2 separate regions of the Mus musculus genome follow, and region 2 is linked to region 1. Evidence: chromatin loops called from intact Hi-C (ENCODE). Cell type or tissue: left cerebral cortex. All regions are shown on one strand.

Evidence for each region. A loop is a pair of places that touch in the nucleus more often than their neighbours do. Peaks named below come from ENCODE experiments on the same cell type or tissue, not always from the same donor. Only the 100,000 strongest peaks of a DNase experiment are listed, where the experiment ranks them.
Region 2: it touches region 1 in a loop (3-fold over the local background); 2 of 42 quality-filtered maps call a loop at or near these places.

Annotation. Positions count from the first base shown.
Region 1 is chr16:42,605,890-42,613,889 of GRCm38, forward strand. No RefSeq gene overlaps it. Among named protein-coding and RNA genes, the nearest start is that of Gm29960, 43 kb to the right of the region's middle. In left cerebral cortex, no CTCF peak of the experiment used is centred here; DNase peaks (open chromatin) are centred at 1,496, 1,583, 2,083, 2,656 and 2 more places.
Region 2 is chr16:42,352,800-42,360,799 of GRCm38, forward strand. No RefSeq gene overlaps it. Among named protein-coding and RNA genes, the nearest start is that of Gap43, 16 kb to the left of the region's middle. In left cerebral cortex, no CTCF peak of the experiment used is centred here; DNase peaks (open chromatin) are centred at 4,754 and 5,498; H3K4me3 peaks cover 356 bases.

The sequences.
Region 1 (8,000 bases):
TAGTCTGCAAAACACAGTCTTGGCGTTAGGGTTGTAGATCTCGATTGGCACACATCAGAGTCAATGATTCCTAAACCACTTTCATAGACCCCTGCACTCAGATTGTCTGATTCAACACATCTGGAGTGGAACCTGGGGAGGTCCATTTCTAAACAGTCCCCAAGAGATGCTCTCAAGGGGAAACCACATACTTGTTTAGATAATGGATCAAAGAGAAACTGGGCCAGAGCTAAAGAGATATCAAAAAAAGAGGAGACATTTGTTGATATTTCTACCTCGGTTCTATTGGCAATACCAGAGTCAGCACGTTCACACCCTCATCGGGCAGTGTGCAAATATCTACTCTAATCTGATCTGGTATGTATTCTCAAGATTTCTCCCTCCATATTTTCTACAGATTAGCCTACATCATAGACAAACTGGAATAGTTATTGAGCCAACCATCTGTATCTAGTTTCACAGTCTGTGAGCAAAATCAATAGTAATACAAAGAAATCAACATAGCCTGATATTTCTAGCCAGGATGGTCTTCTTCAGTGTAAAGGGATGTGTTCCCCTTAGAAACATCAGCCTACTCCACTCAATAATATCTTGTTTGTTTTCTATGTCTAAATTATTGGATTACCTACTGATTACCAGATGTGGCTAATTATTCTGCACATATTTTCAAATCCTTTTAAAGAGTAGCTTTAAAAGTTGCTCTTCTCATGGCTCTCTTAACAAAGACCTCCTGCAGCTGAGGCAAATGATAGAGCATCTGCCCATCACCGACCCGCAATTTAACCAGAAGAGTTACTTAGGGGAGCAGTTATATAACTGAGTTGCAGGGTAAAATTCAGGGAAGATACGGGATGTAGCATCATAAGAGAAGGAGGAAGCCCACAGCTCCTAGAGCACATCAAATTGATGCCTTCAGTTTGAATATGTTTTCAAATTGAATATATCCCATTTAACAGTAATGAGATTCAGTTGAAGGTTAGCACTATTATCCTATTTCTGGACAGAACTGCCTTGGGAAGATGGCAAGTATTACCCTTGCACAAAGCTTTGTTTCTTTCTTGGGATAAGACTACCTTGGCCAAAAAAGCAGCGTATGAATATTAAAAACAAAAACAAAAAAACAACAGTGTAATGTAGTCCTTCCATCATTCCTTCCTTCTCCAGGAAGGACTGTTCTGTGTTTTCACTTGCCAAGTGAAAAGAAACTGGACAATTTCAGCTTCTTCTATAAGCTCTCCTCATCTTCAATGAACAAAATAGTTATGTTTCAAAAATCACACACAAAGAGTTTGCCCTGCCTCTCCCATTAAGCACTCATCTTCCAAGTTCCTATACTTTTGAATATCCTGGGGGAAAAATGGAAATTCCTAAGCTAGACTGGGAAACTAAAAGATGTTGTGCTCACTGAGACACTGCCCACATTAACAAGACAGTTGGCAATCACCTTGCATCTTGTTCAAAGCCTGGTATCTCTCCAGGCCTCCAGCCTGTCCCCTCCAGCTTGCTCTCTGATCAGTGAGATCCTCTGTGTCTTTGTGGAAAGGTCATGAAGTCCTAACAGCTGCAAAACATATCGAAGGCGGATTAACTAGCTTGATTTCCTCCTACTCCGTGAAACACATGCCTCAGAATGAGAATCTCAGATCGGTGCCTCAGACTGTCATCCTAGACAAGCAGAAATGCAGACACCTCTGTAACCTCTCTTGGCTGTCAATATCATTGTCTCAAAGCCTCTGGGGAGAATAAATAAACAATGTCAAAGTGGTCAACATTCCCAAATGGAAATATTTCATCTTGGGCATAATTCTAAAGACAATTGCAAAGACTGCAATCTATTTCATGGCACAGTGTCTCTTAATAGTTAGAGTACAACTGAGAAACACATAGAAAGAGATGGAAGCAGACCAGAAAGCAGTAGTGGAGCTTACTGATGAAGGGGTTTGCAACCCCATAGGAGGAACAACAATATGAACCAACCAGTACCCCCCAGAGTTCACTGGGACTAAATCACCAACCAAAGAGTACACATGGAGGGCCCCATGGCTCCAGCCGCATATGTAGCAGATGCTTTGTCAAACATCAATGTTAGGAGAGGCCCTTGGTCCTGTGAAGGCTCTGTGCCCCAGTCTAGGAGAATGCCAGGACAGGGAAGCAAGAGTGGATGGGTTGGGGAGTAGGGCGATGGGAGAAGGGATAGAGGGTTTTCTGAGGGGAAATGAGGAAACATTGAAATGTAAATAAAGAAAAATTTAATAAATTGAGACAGAGAGAATGAGAGAGACAGAGAGACAGAGACAGAGAGAGAGAGAGAGACAGAGAGAGAGAGAGAGAGAGAGAGAGAGAGAGAGAGAGAGAGCCTGTAACATAAGCCATAAGCTGGCTCCCAGTCATTTGGACAAGTTCACGAGCAAGGTTGACTCTGGCATTTGATGCACAGTGTAGACAAGAGGCATTTTGGAGCTTCCGAGTGTTTGTGTGTGCCTAAATAGAAACACGGATCACTAGTGCAAGCAAGAACTTCCTCCACAGAATGAAACTGCAAATAACCCAGCCCCCCCCCCCGGCTGCCAAGAAAAGCTTATTTTAGAAAGACTAAGTCGGAACAGGCTGCCTGGCCAGTCCAGGAGAAACACAAGGTGCTCTTCCCACACACCGGGCACACATTAACATGTCTACTCAGTTTCTCAACTGTGAACAGCTGCAAACAGACAATAGTGGGAAACTGTCAGAGAGAAGGGAGAGAAGTACCAAGAAAGTCTGCTAATTAAGCAAAAGATGGAGGAAGATGATTTCTCTATAGAGAAATGCAACTCTTGGACAGAAGAAATGGTTTCATAATGTAGTTCTGAAAAAAAAAATGACTCAAGGAAAAGAAACCATAGCAAAAAAAAAAAAAAAAAAAAAAAAAAAAAAAAGACAAACAAAAAAAAGTAATATTGTCATTACAAAGTTTCCCAAGCAATGATTGAACACTTTCTGAATACAGTGCTGAAACTGCAAGGCAAGTAGGACTGTAGCCGGACAGCTCCTATCCTTGACAACAGGCATTTAGTTCATGAGGACAAACTACTTATACCAATTGCTGTGCAAAATCTCAACCTGTAGTCACTTCAAAAATGGAATGCGTGGGGTTCAGAACTATCGCCTCGCACAGCACACAGCTAGGTTACTTACAAGATGACAACATAAGGTGATTTTGGAATGAAAGTGATGGAGCTTTACAGGTAGAAAGAACCTATTGTCTGGATTGTCTGATTGCCTGCTTTCGCTTTCTATTCCCTAAAATCCATCAGCTCAAGAAACCGCTCTTGAATGGCACAATGTGTCACTGACTCAGCAGGGAGTGGAGAGAGTCCCTGTCTCAGGTAACAATAGAGGAATATTCATGGATGGAAGTTTAGAAACAGCCAAACAAGCCCAGATATAAAGGCCAATTCAAAGCAAGAGGAGTTCTCAGAACTCTGAGGACATGAGAAAAAAAATGTTGCTTATGGGAATGAGAGTATCAATATGGAATTAAAACTCGAGTACATTGAGAAATGGAGATTGCAAATAATAAACGTGCAACAGCAGTCCCATGTTAAAGAAACAGCTGAGATACAAACAATAGATAAGTTTGCCATAAGGCAGAGAAATAGAAACTTGCAAAGAGTTCAAAGTTAGCCAATGACTTAACCGCCATCCAGTGTGGACACTTCCTTCATAGAAGCTCTCACATAGACAGTGTAAAGGTGGGCCCTGTGAGTTCATCCATATCCATGCATCTCTCATTAACACAGTTTTGGGTTGGGCCAGGTGCAGCACGTTTCTACAGATAAAAATCTCAGCAAAAGGCACGGCCAGTTCACAGAAGACAGCCAGCCACTGCTATGCACCCTCTCCCTGGCCAAGATCATGGGTTCCTTCTCTGGGAGTGTCATCTTAGGGCCACTGTTTCTGAGTAGACCAGGGTGACTTGAGATAAAGGAACCATGGCAACCATGGGAAATATTCTGACGTGCAGAGACTAAGACTCACACTTTTGAGGACTGAGTCCCTTCTTTAGGTAAACTCTGGCACATTTTACCCCATAGCTACCTACTCTTTGATCTCTGCTCATGGTCTTTGGAAACAGACTATGGTCCAGTCCATATGAATGGACATCCAGGAGCTTCAGTTGAGAAGAACAACATTGTGTTGGGCCACTGGAGCCCATAACTAATTCCAGCCTGCTAAGGAAATCAAGGTTATGATGAAAAACATCCTAGTTTCAAACATTCTCAAGACTAGCTCAGCAAAGGACTTTCTTAACACACACATGTACATAAATTTTAATCGTTTGAGATGAACCACCCCTGGAACTGCAGCTTACTATTCCTTTGTTGCTTTTAATCTTCGTGCTGAGTTTGCCTTCTAACACACTCAGGGAGTGCATCCAAGTAGGAGCCTTGAAGAGGGGGCTGCCAGTGGGATAGAGATGCACAGACGCCACTAATAAATCACTCATAGTTAAGATATAGATTGGATGATGGGCAGCAGATGGGAAGAGGGTAAGTCAAATTGCTTTTCTCATATAGATTATTGGATTAACAAGGAAGCAGCAGACAAATGGCAAACTAGTGTAACAAATCACTATCATAAAAAAATGATCTTATCCCAGGATTGCAATCATTTTCTGTTGGCCATTAGCTCTCGGGAGACCTGCTTGAAGTGGGGGCATATCCCTCTGAGATGGTAAGACAGAGAACACTCGCTATGTTCCCAGCTATCTCCTCTGCTATGGTGCTATGGGACCTAAGCACGTCTTGAGAGGTGTGGGGGATGGGATAAAGGCAACCGTAGACAGTAAGTAACTAAGCAATGTGGTTATTAACAAGCACATGTCTATCCCTATTCTGGTAATAATGTTGATTGTAACCAAGAATACCTTGAAGCCAATTTTTTTTTATTTTGACTTTTTTTAAACACCCAAAAGGACAGAATAGTAATAACACCAGCACATGCTACTATTTACTTAGATTCAGTAGTTGATTTTGTCTGATTCATTTCCCTTTATTCCCCAACTTTATTTTGAACTATTAAATGACAAACAGAATCCTTTATTCCTAAATATTATGTTGTAGTTTTCATGAGAACAGGGTTGTTATATTTTTTTCACAGAATGTATCATTTTCAGAAAATTATAACTGATGTATATTGTTCTATGACTTTTTTATTAATTTACCAAGTTGTCCCAATAATGTCTTCTGATAACTTTTTTGAAAATCTGAGGACCAGCCAAGAAGTCAGCATGTTTACTTGCTCTGTCTCTTTAGCAACATTTTAGCAGTGTCTTAGCTGTCTTTGTCTTTTTTTAAAAGAATACTTGTTTTACCAAATACTTGTCAGTTTGGATTTATTTCATCACTTCATTGTGACTAGAATATGATTAAACATTTTCAGTGAGACATTATGTCCATCCTTGTATATCAGGTAGCGTGTGTTACTCCTTTGTCAAATGTGGTGATTGGAAATCTAATCAAGGGGCTCAAGTAATGCTGCCTGGTTCCTCTACTGCTATAGCCTTTCTCTAAATTATATATATATATATATATATATATATATATATATATATATATTTTGAAAATAGATAATTCTAAAGACTTTTCTGTGCAGTGCTGAGGCTGAATCTGGGCCTAGTACATGCTAAGCAAACACTATAAAAATGATGTGTCCTAGCCTAGGACCAATATTTTATTCAATAGTTTTAGCATGCTTTGATGATTTATTTGAATCAATTATTGTAATTTTGATCAACAGACCTAGAAAATTATAATTTTCCATTATTTCTGCTTTTATGATTCTCTGTAGAGATGAATATATCTTTCTTCTCTCCATTCATCTCCAGTATTGTTGGTACCGTTATGAGCATGCATTTTGAACAATACACGGCTTATAATTCATTCTCCCAGTTGGTTTTGATATTCCAGATGTCCCAAATTTAGCCAGGAGAAATTCCTCCTTCAACCTTGCTTCTAGATGTGTGGTTTTTGTTTGTTTTTAAATATGTTTTTTTTATCAGTGTTCGAGCACATTTTTGCTTTTTTGGTGCAAATTCATGCTGAAACACATCCTGGTCTCCATTATCATGGACCAGTTTCTCATCAAGCCCTCTTTCCTTTGAATGGGAGGGGGTAGTTAAAAAGCCAGGCAAGGATGACAAGGGCATTCCTTACTCCTGGACATCATCTCATCCACACATTTCATTCTACCCAGCAAGTATACCCACTTTAATGAGGTCAGAAGTTTCTATTCTTACCTTCCACGAGGCTCCCATACACCAGAGTCTTTGTCTTCCCCCAGATTCACATTTGTGTCTCCTGCGATGAAAACTGTTCTCTAACACACCCACACATTTGCTCATTTGTTCAGTTTGCCAATCCATAAAAAAAAACAAAAAGAAAAAAAATATGGCTTCAAACTAAGCCACTACCAACAAAGGACTTTGTCTTTAGAAAATATCCAATGGTGGGATACAGGTCCATTTTTTTTTTCTCAATTGGAATCTTTATGCTACTTTTATTAACTTGACCTAAAGCTCAGTTCAAGCATCTCTATTTGTTTTCAATTCTTGGAGTTTATGCTTGTTGAATTCATATTGTTTTAGAACATTAAAATATTAATATAGTTTGAGTCAATAATGTTTCAAAAGATAAACAGAAAAAAATGCCATTCTCTTCACTATCACTTCTACTTTACAGAGCCATGTTCAACATTACACCAATGTCTCTGGTTTCTGTGTTTCCTTTAACAGGTGTGTGTGTGTGTGTGTGTGTGTGTGTGTGTGTGTGTGTGTATGCCTTTTATTTCTACTTTGCTACAAAACTGATAGTATTGTGCCTTTTTTACTTATCATTTTTAAAGGTTTGTATTATGTCTTCAGTGATTTTATTTCTTAAGAATGTCATACAAGGGCTGGAGAGATGGCTCAGTGGTTAAGAGCACCAACTGCTCTTCTGAAGATCCTGAGTTCAAATCCCAGCAACCACATGGTGGCTCACAACCATTCGTAATGAGATCTGACGTCCTCTTCTGGTGCATCTGAAGACAGCTACAGTGTACTTAGATATAATAATAAATAAATCTAAAAAAAAAGAATGTCATACAATATATTTTAATGGTTTTTATTTGTGAGTGCACGAGTCTGGCTGTATGTGTGTGTATATGTATGTGGGTCTCTCTCTCTTTCCCTCTGTGTGTGTGTGTGTGTGTGTGTGTGTGTGTGCGTGCGTGCGTGCGCTCGTGCCCGCACACACACATATACATGCAGGTAAGTGTGGTAGTTATAGGACAATTACACCTTGCAGTTCTTTCTTTCCATCATGTGAGTCCCAGGACAGAACTGAAACCATCAGGTTGGCAGCAAGCACTTTTATCCACAGAGCCGCTTCTCTGGCCCCCACTCTTGATATGTTAACAATGGAAGTTGCCTTGTAAATTCTCTGGTTCTGTCCTGTTCATCTTTTTAAGCAACAAAATCATTTCTAAACAGTAGGAAAATGAGATATTTGCAACAAAACAGAATTAAAAATACAAAAGGAAGTGGGTTTTTGTTAATGCTGTAACTGACACCTTGATGTATGTGCCCATAACTCAGAATATATAGTTGCCTCTGGTACAAATTACATTAATGCAAAAATTACACATTGGAGCTCATTAGAAATTCTTATCTCAAGGCCCTACTCTGAATTGTCCATAGTTTACTTTCTATGGATAGAACTAAAGAATTTGCATTCTAGACTTTCCAGATAAATCCATGGATCTTCAGAAAGTCTTATGTTGTTAGAAGCAGATGACCTGACTAGAAAAACTAATCATATGGGTAATTTATCATGATAACTTATCTAAACCTGGCTACCTCAAACCGCTTTTCCTTTGAGAGAATAGATTTGTTTTTCATTTAAAGAATTTAATTAGGATATATTAAGTATGCATAGTAGGTTTCATTATAATATTTTCATACATGTTTATAATGTATTGAT
Region 2 (8,000 bases), 250 kb before region 1:
GTGTGTGTGTGTGCATTGTGTGTTTACATGTGTGTGCTCATGCTATTGTGCTCATGGTTAAAGGATAACTTTTGGGAGTCTGGGACTCTCCTTCTACCCTGTCAATCCAGGAAATCAAACCCAGTTTGGCAGACTTGGCAGCGAGTGCCTTTACCTACTGAGCCATCTCACTGGCCCATAAAGCTATATTTTGTGGTTTAGTGTAGGGCACTAGCAGTTATACAAAACACATGGATCAGAAGAAATGCTATTTTAAATGATTGCTATTAGATGAGAAAAAAATATGTATAACAGATTGTGTTTGTATATACGACATTATCTGAGTAATTCTTGACAGAAGGAACTTTCATTTTTATCTAACTTAGTGAGAATGGACTCTTCCATTTAACATTTTACACAGCTGGAAGTAGAATTAATTTCCAAAAGAACAGCCTCAGGAGTCCGACATTCTAACTTTGCTTATCATTACACCCAAGATGTGTATGCCAGGTAATGTAAAACTTATGCATGGTTTCACTCAACATTTGGTCCTCTGCTTCTGGCTCTGATGTCCAGTGAGTTGGTGCTCTGTGTTCCTTCAAGCCACTCCTACTCCAGTAACACTGTTAATGACTTAATGGTAAGCAGGAGTCCCCAGAAGCAACACTAGTCAATCCCACTAAGCCCAATCTACATGCAACACTGTGACAACACTTCATTATCTGGTTCCCAAAATTGTCTGCAATCATTCAGTGCAAAACTAACATAAGGAAAAACATTGCAAAGGGTAAAATTGAGTCCTGGCAGAAAGAAATTGTAGTGAATTGCTATTAAAATATTTCATGATTACAAGTTCTATACAAACACACAACAATGCGACTCTTGTTCCATGCAAGTGAGGAACCCTAAAGCCCGGACTGTGTGAGTTTACCAGTTGATCTGTTTCTGTCTTCTGGATAAAGTGCCATTAAATCACTAATAAAGTGTGTGGGTTAAGCATGAAAGTATGTCTGTATGTTAGCACATGTATAAGTACACATGTGTGGACATGTGTGTGAAGGCCCAATATTGACCTTTGAGGTGTCTTCATCTATCACTCTTTATTAATGTTGGATTTCTTGCTGAACCTTGAGCTAGCCGGTTTGGATGAAGTGCTTGTCTCTGGGATTACAGGAGGCTACCAGCTCCATCCTGTGTACCTACTGAACCCTCTGGACTTATGGATGGGTTCTGAAGACCCAAACTTCAGACCTCAGGTTTGCATAGCAAAGCTTATACTCTATCTTGCAGGTCCTTAAGGGAAAAGAGAAAGAAGAGGAGGAGAAGGAAGAGGAAGAGGAGGAGGGGGGGAGGAGGAGGAGGAGGAGGAGGAGGAGGAGGGGAGGAGGAGGGGAGGAGGAGGAGGAGGAGGAGGAGGAGGAGGAGGAGGAGGGAAGAATTGAGAGAAGGAGTAAAACAGAAAGGAGGTACAGAACAGTTGGTCTAAATATCAAATGCCAATTTTTCAGGACACACAGATGTTTTCATAGTGGTATTTTTCCTACACAATTCTGGTCATCTCTCACCATTCCCAAACTTGTCCCATTCTATACTTCTTTCTCAAATGCACATGTGTTGGAGAAATAATCACCAACAGTCTTCTTTTCAGGCTCCGAAAATACAACTCCTGGTTTGGGTTCCATTAAGTGTTAGCTGCCATTCCAGAGGGAAGGGGCATCCTTGCTTAGAGATCACATCTCTAAACCCATCGACTTTGTCTGCTTTCTAGACACATGATACCCACCCTGATGTTACCTCATTTAGTTTTGACACTTCCCTGTAAACTATTCTATTATTGGAGTGGTTTGAGTGGTAGTATATAGTATACAATTAAAGGTTGTATGATACAAGAACTTTCACTTACATAACCTGTATTGTTTTCTTCTCTTAACTTAGAGCATATGGATGAGATTTCAACTCCATCCAGAATGAATTGTATTCTGTAATCCAGTCCTTTTCGCTTATTTTTCTGCTTCTGTCCTTGCCCCAACTTACCATTGCCTTATCCGACCTTAGCCACCTCTATCCTTTCATGCTTGAAAGCCAGGCCTCCCCTTCTCTCTTACAATAAAATCCTTTCCCTAGAAAGCATATGAAGCGCACCTTTGATCACAGGATTTCATAAAACAAACAAACAGACAAAAAAAAAAAAAAACCTTCTCCATCCCTTTCTTTTAAGGCACTGGGGTAAATGTTCCTATTTCCACGCACTTGACTTTCCTTTAAACTGACTCTAGTGCCTACCTGCTTGTTCCTGCACAGTTCTTCTGCTGGTTTTCAATTCCATGCATCCAAGATCTTTAGAGACAAGTCTTTAGTCCTCCCTTCATCTCATAGTCCTGACTGTCCTCAAAGTTCCATCAAAGTATGGCATAAAGTTATTTGTTGACAAAGATACCCCTCTGTATCTCCAAGACAAAATTACCAAGCATTAATTCTTGAAAGCTGTCTTCAGCTCCTCTACATATCCATCCACCACATCGTTATTCAAGGGCACATAAAAATGATGAGTTATAGAAAGTGGTGTATTGGCTTTGGCTTATGCATTTTAATCCAAATCCAATTTCTTTAGTTTGCTTGAAGCACTGGGAGACAAGCATTTTCTAACTAGAGTTCACAAATGTCACCTTGTTTATCTCCCTGTGGCCAGCTAATCTCTTGAATGTTTTATTGTCATTTTTTTTTAATTTAGGAAGCTTTCATTAGGTTTTATCTATCTCATTCCTGACACTGGTTGTATGAGGAACCTGCCTAATGTTAGTAAATTGTCATCATCTAGGTTTCCATCAAAGTGGATGTGTTTAATGATCTGAATGACAGTAAGGACGTGGGCTCCCTCTTAATCAGCCGTGAAATAATTAGCTTCACAGAAATTGGTCTCCGGTGCATGCTTTTAGGCTTAACTTGCATGTTGCTGAACCTCAATGATTTCAGGTTAGACAGCACCCATAAGATCTGGGCACATCTCCCTACTTGATGCTATTAAAGGTTAAAATGTCTTGTACAAAAGAAAACATGTTACTTCCAGATGATTTCATCTTTAACTTTGGGTTATTGTTGGGAGATTTGTCTATCCATGTGATGATGCTTTGACTCTTGTTTGCATGACCTATGACCAAGAATAAATCTATTCCCTCTATGACTTCAGCAAGTGTTTTGATACAGTTAAGGTATCTTTCTTGAGTCTTCTTTATGCCACCCTCACTTAGAGCTCACTGGATATGACTCTGCTCCTTTTCTATTGCTTTCCAAGATACCATTCAACTTATTGACTACTCTTCTTTATTGTTAATTGCATATATGTGTGTGGCTGAGTATGGGGTACGCACTGCACGTGAGTGCAGGTGCCCTCAGAAGACAGAAGACAGAGGCACCAGATAACCCTGAAGCTGGAGCCCCAGGTTGTTTTGGACTGCCTGACATGGGTGCAGGGAAACAAAATTGGGACCTCTGAAAGAACAGTAAGTGCTCTTAACCACAGAGACACCCCTCTAACCCCTATTTATGACTTTTAAAATGTGATATCTATAACTAATATTTGAAGTGACAAAGATTTGATTGGACAGGTGCACAAACCATTGTCATGATTTTCATATTTCATTTCAATGCATATATCTGAGAACTGTAAGAGCTTGGTGTGTAGGCAGGTCTGTGTTAATAGTGAAATTATTCAGTAACATACTGATAAATATTTAACAACTGACTCTCCGGGATGGGAGCATATGTAATTTGTAGCATTTCTCCATTTCAAAAGTCCAATAAGAGCCTTCTAACTGAAAGGGCAGAGATAAATAATTAGAAGTGAATGTATTTAGTACTCATTTTAATATATTGTTAATTTTCAGTTTCCATAATTTTAATATCGACTGCATTTAACACCTGCTTTCCGATTACCAAAAACAGATGATTCACAGTTCATACAGCCATGCCTAGAACAGCATCGGCGTGCTCCTTTCTGTATTAAACACAACACACTGCAAACCTAAGTGTCCTTCTACAATGCTGAATTTTTCAAGTCCTATTGTTAAGATCTGTTTGATTTTTTTCTTTCACTTGAGTGAAAGACTATATATGCATGTTTTTATTTTCATCTTGTAAATTCAACTGAATATTTCTCCTTGTCAAAAACTCCTTAGATCCCACTTCTGTCACCACACATCTCTGTCCTTTCTAGCTTACTGTTATCCCATCTGATGAAGGAGACATGATTTTGTTTATTTGTTAGTTTTCTACTCTAATAAAAAAAATCTGTTAGGGCAGAGTCAAGGACAGTATCTATGGCTGTGAAAACAGAATATTCTCTCCATAAAATGGCCAAACCATTCATTACCAACAAAATATTTGTCTGCTCAATTAACTTAATATCCAGTCCAAATTTCTCTACCTTGTCATTGATACTCTAGAGATTTCATTAATTAAGTGTGAGACTAAATCTAGAAATGGTCACTATCTCCTCATGCCAGAGAAGAGGATTATACTGCACCTCTACAAAGGCAGCCCCTTTCCCTAGGATCGCCAACTGTCCCTCTTGTCTCTCATATTAACCTCTTTGTCTACTTAGCCCAGCTTTCCCTTAGAAACAGAGCATCAAAGCTGTGCCCGAGAGCCTCTGCTTTTCTAGTCCGTTTTCTTCTTCTCTACAAAATAGTTCACATTTCAATTTTTCTCTGGTCCTTGACCTTACTAGAGGGAAAACTACCTCGTTTATTTCTCCACAGAGGACTAACACCATGACCTTGTTCCCACTGGGGAAATGAATGGATTAAGTCAGAGACTCCAGCCTTTGGCTCATTTGCCACCTTCCTGTTTAGCAACAGCAGGACCTGGCCAACTGGAGGCAGAAGTTTCTCCCCCATAATTAGAAAAGCATCCTTTCGTTCCACAGAGCCCTTGCTCTTCTATTCCCTCTCACATCAACACCTTCTTCCTTTCAAGCAATTCTTTTTGCCTCATCGTCTCTGAACCATGCCGTTGCCTCTTCCATCTCTGTCTTATTGAAATGTTTTCCTTCAACCCCAGTTCTTTACCTCATTGTGCCATTTTCAGTCATTACATTAGTAAATGTAATTAAGTCACTGGAAAGCTCACAGTCTCTCTCTCTCTCTCTCTCTCTCTCTCTCTCTCTCTCTCTCTCTCTCACACACACACACACACACACACACCCCACATGCACGCATGCGGATCTTTTCATTTCTTACCTTTCAAGGGTTCTCTGCTGCTTTTAAACTCACTTGCTTTGCTTTATTTCATTTTTCTTTAGTTTCCTTTTACCTATGTCTCCGTGACATCTAGCTTTTAATTTTGATTTCCATCTCTGCCTGCCTTCTCTTTCTTGTCAGGTTTCGCTTTATGCCACCACTTGCTTGGGCACTTGGCATTGCCCACAGATCCTGCCACCACCACAGTTTAGTGTGGGACTCCCAAACCTCTATTTTCAGCCCAGACATTATTGGAATCCTACTTCAAATGCAGTTCTCCATATTCATGATTCATTCTCCCAAAATGAGCATCTTCTCTTCCCCCTGAATTCTCTCCTCACAATATGCACCTCTTCCGGTAATTCCTATTCTGCTATATAGGGCCACCACTTGCCCACGTGCCCAGGCCTGAAACATCCCAAAAGTCTCTTTGTTTTTCTCTACCTCCATTCAATGAGTCATGGAATCCTATAGACGGCAATACTTATAGTTCTTATTGTAAAACATGTTTTTAAAGAGAATATTTTTCTAATTACTTTGCCTGGTACAGACTCTCATGTCAATCTTCTACTTAGAGACAGAATCATCCTTTTGAGTAGACCTGTTCTCTACTTCAAGTCCCATCGCAAGCCATTTTAATGCAGAAACCCATCCAAGTACCTCATCCTGAATGCAGCTTATCCACCTCTCTAATACCAACCCTATACATTCACTTTCCTGCATTCTTCTCAGATCTCTACACTTTCACTATCTCTGTGCCTTTGTGAGTGTACGCTGACTTGAACTCACCAAATGCTTCCTCCATTGTTTAGTGATTGAATTCTCCTTCTTCCAAATAACAGCTGAAATAGACTCTGCTACTTAAGGAGAGCACTTTCCTCAGGGCACCCGGTCTTCTGTGTTGCTATTCTTTCTCACATAGGCTCTTACCACATGATATTGACAGTGTTTATTTGCCCATATGTTTTAGATAGAGAAACAGAGGGACCACCAAGATTTTTAAGGGAAGGAATTCAGTTTTGCTTATCATCATGTCTCCAGTTTCCTAGAAACAGGCTTGGGACATATTCATGTAACTCTGAGACATACTAATGAAACTTAATAAATCCTCACCAAATGGATGACTCTCTGCTTCTTATATTTCATATCTAAATATTGTTTTTTTTATTTTTCTCTCTGGCTCTCTGGCTCTTTCTGACTCTGTTTCTTTCTGTGTGTGAGTGTGTGTGTGTGTGTATAAGAAGTGAAGATTTCACAAGCCGCTCCCAGTTTCCTTATAGAACTAGATCAGTTCAGCTAATCACCATTTCTAAATAGTGTTGACAATTAACTTATATTACTCCATTGAAAATTATACCAAAGTTGTCCCTGGATATTTTGGACATGGTTTCTACAGTCTTTCCAGGCCTAAGAAACACCTGTTTTGAATCATTTTTCTTCTGTGATACACTCATTGATATTTTTGTAATCAAAGTTCTAATTGTTTTCTATTTACCTTTCTAATTTTGTAACTCTGTGTGGTTCATTTCATTTTAAATAACTAAAATTTAATATGGCTGTAAGTATAAAATTGAATATAGATGTATATCACTAGCATGCTGCCTACTCCCCTTCCCAGATCATGGATGTATAGTATCAAATTAACAGGGAGGATGTCAACTTTTAAGTCACAGTAGTGTAGAGATTTTTAAGCAACTGTATGCATAATTACTTTACAATGTCTTCACATCTCTAAGCCAAAGCTTCAGGCTTTTTGTAGAGTGTAAGAGGGATTATACCTAAAGAGAGTTTGGGGCATCATGCTCTAACGCCCTTCATCTTACAGTTCAGGTAACAGATATGGAAAGCCAAAATGACTACTTAGGATTACAGGGCTAAGCCTTTAGGGTCACAGCATTATTGAATTCACCATTGAGACAATGCTAAGAATTCTAGCTTTCTTGACCCTTCTGATATTTCTTCTGCTAGATCAAGGCCAAAGTGATGGGAAACAATATTATCGGGAATATTGGACTAGTGGGACAAGAACCATTGAGATAGATAGTTCAGGGAAGGGCAAGGACACAGAGAAAGCGCAAGCATGGTGAAAGCAATCTTGAGCATTAGGTCCAATGAGGAAGGACAGGGCACAGCAGTGGGTAAACCCTTGGGAGCCTGGCAGGTGGCAGCCATGATTCTAGGGGATGTGCCCATATGCTGCAGAATTCCCGACAGAAGGCCGAGTTTGGGCAAGGTTCTAGTTCCTGGGGTGGAGTGACAGGTGCCAGGTGGGGCCCAGGGGCTAGCCAAATGTACTACAGTAGAAGCTGGCACTCTGGGCATAGAGAGAGGCGTGTCTCTGGATGATTGGCTGCAATCTTGACAGAAGAAGTTGGACAAATACAAACATAGGCAGGGCCAACCAACATCAGGGCAGAACTGTGACATGGGCTCCACAGGAATCCAGGGATCGCCCTGGAATTTCAGCGTTTGGTTTTGAGGGATGGCAAGGAATAGCCACAAAACATGAAGAAATTTCCTCAGTTACAGCTGAATTTGGAGGCCTCAGGTCCAGGACCCCAGATTTATTTCCCAGTTTCATTGAACATTCTTCTGGGAAGGATACGGGGCTAAGGCTGGTGGTTTGTAGCATATGAATGCAGTATGGAGATAGATACAATACTTTATGGTTGCTAGAATCCAATTTACATTTAAAATTTGACCCAATAGTATACTTGAGGGGGTGGATTATGGAAGAAAGTCTGTCAGAACCATAAACTTTAATTTGATAATCCCATGGGAAAA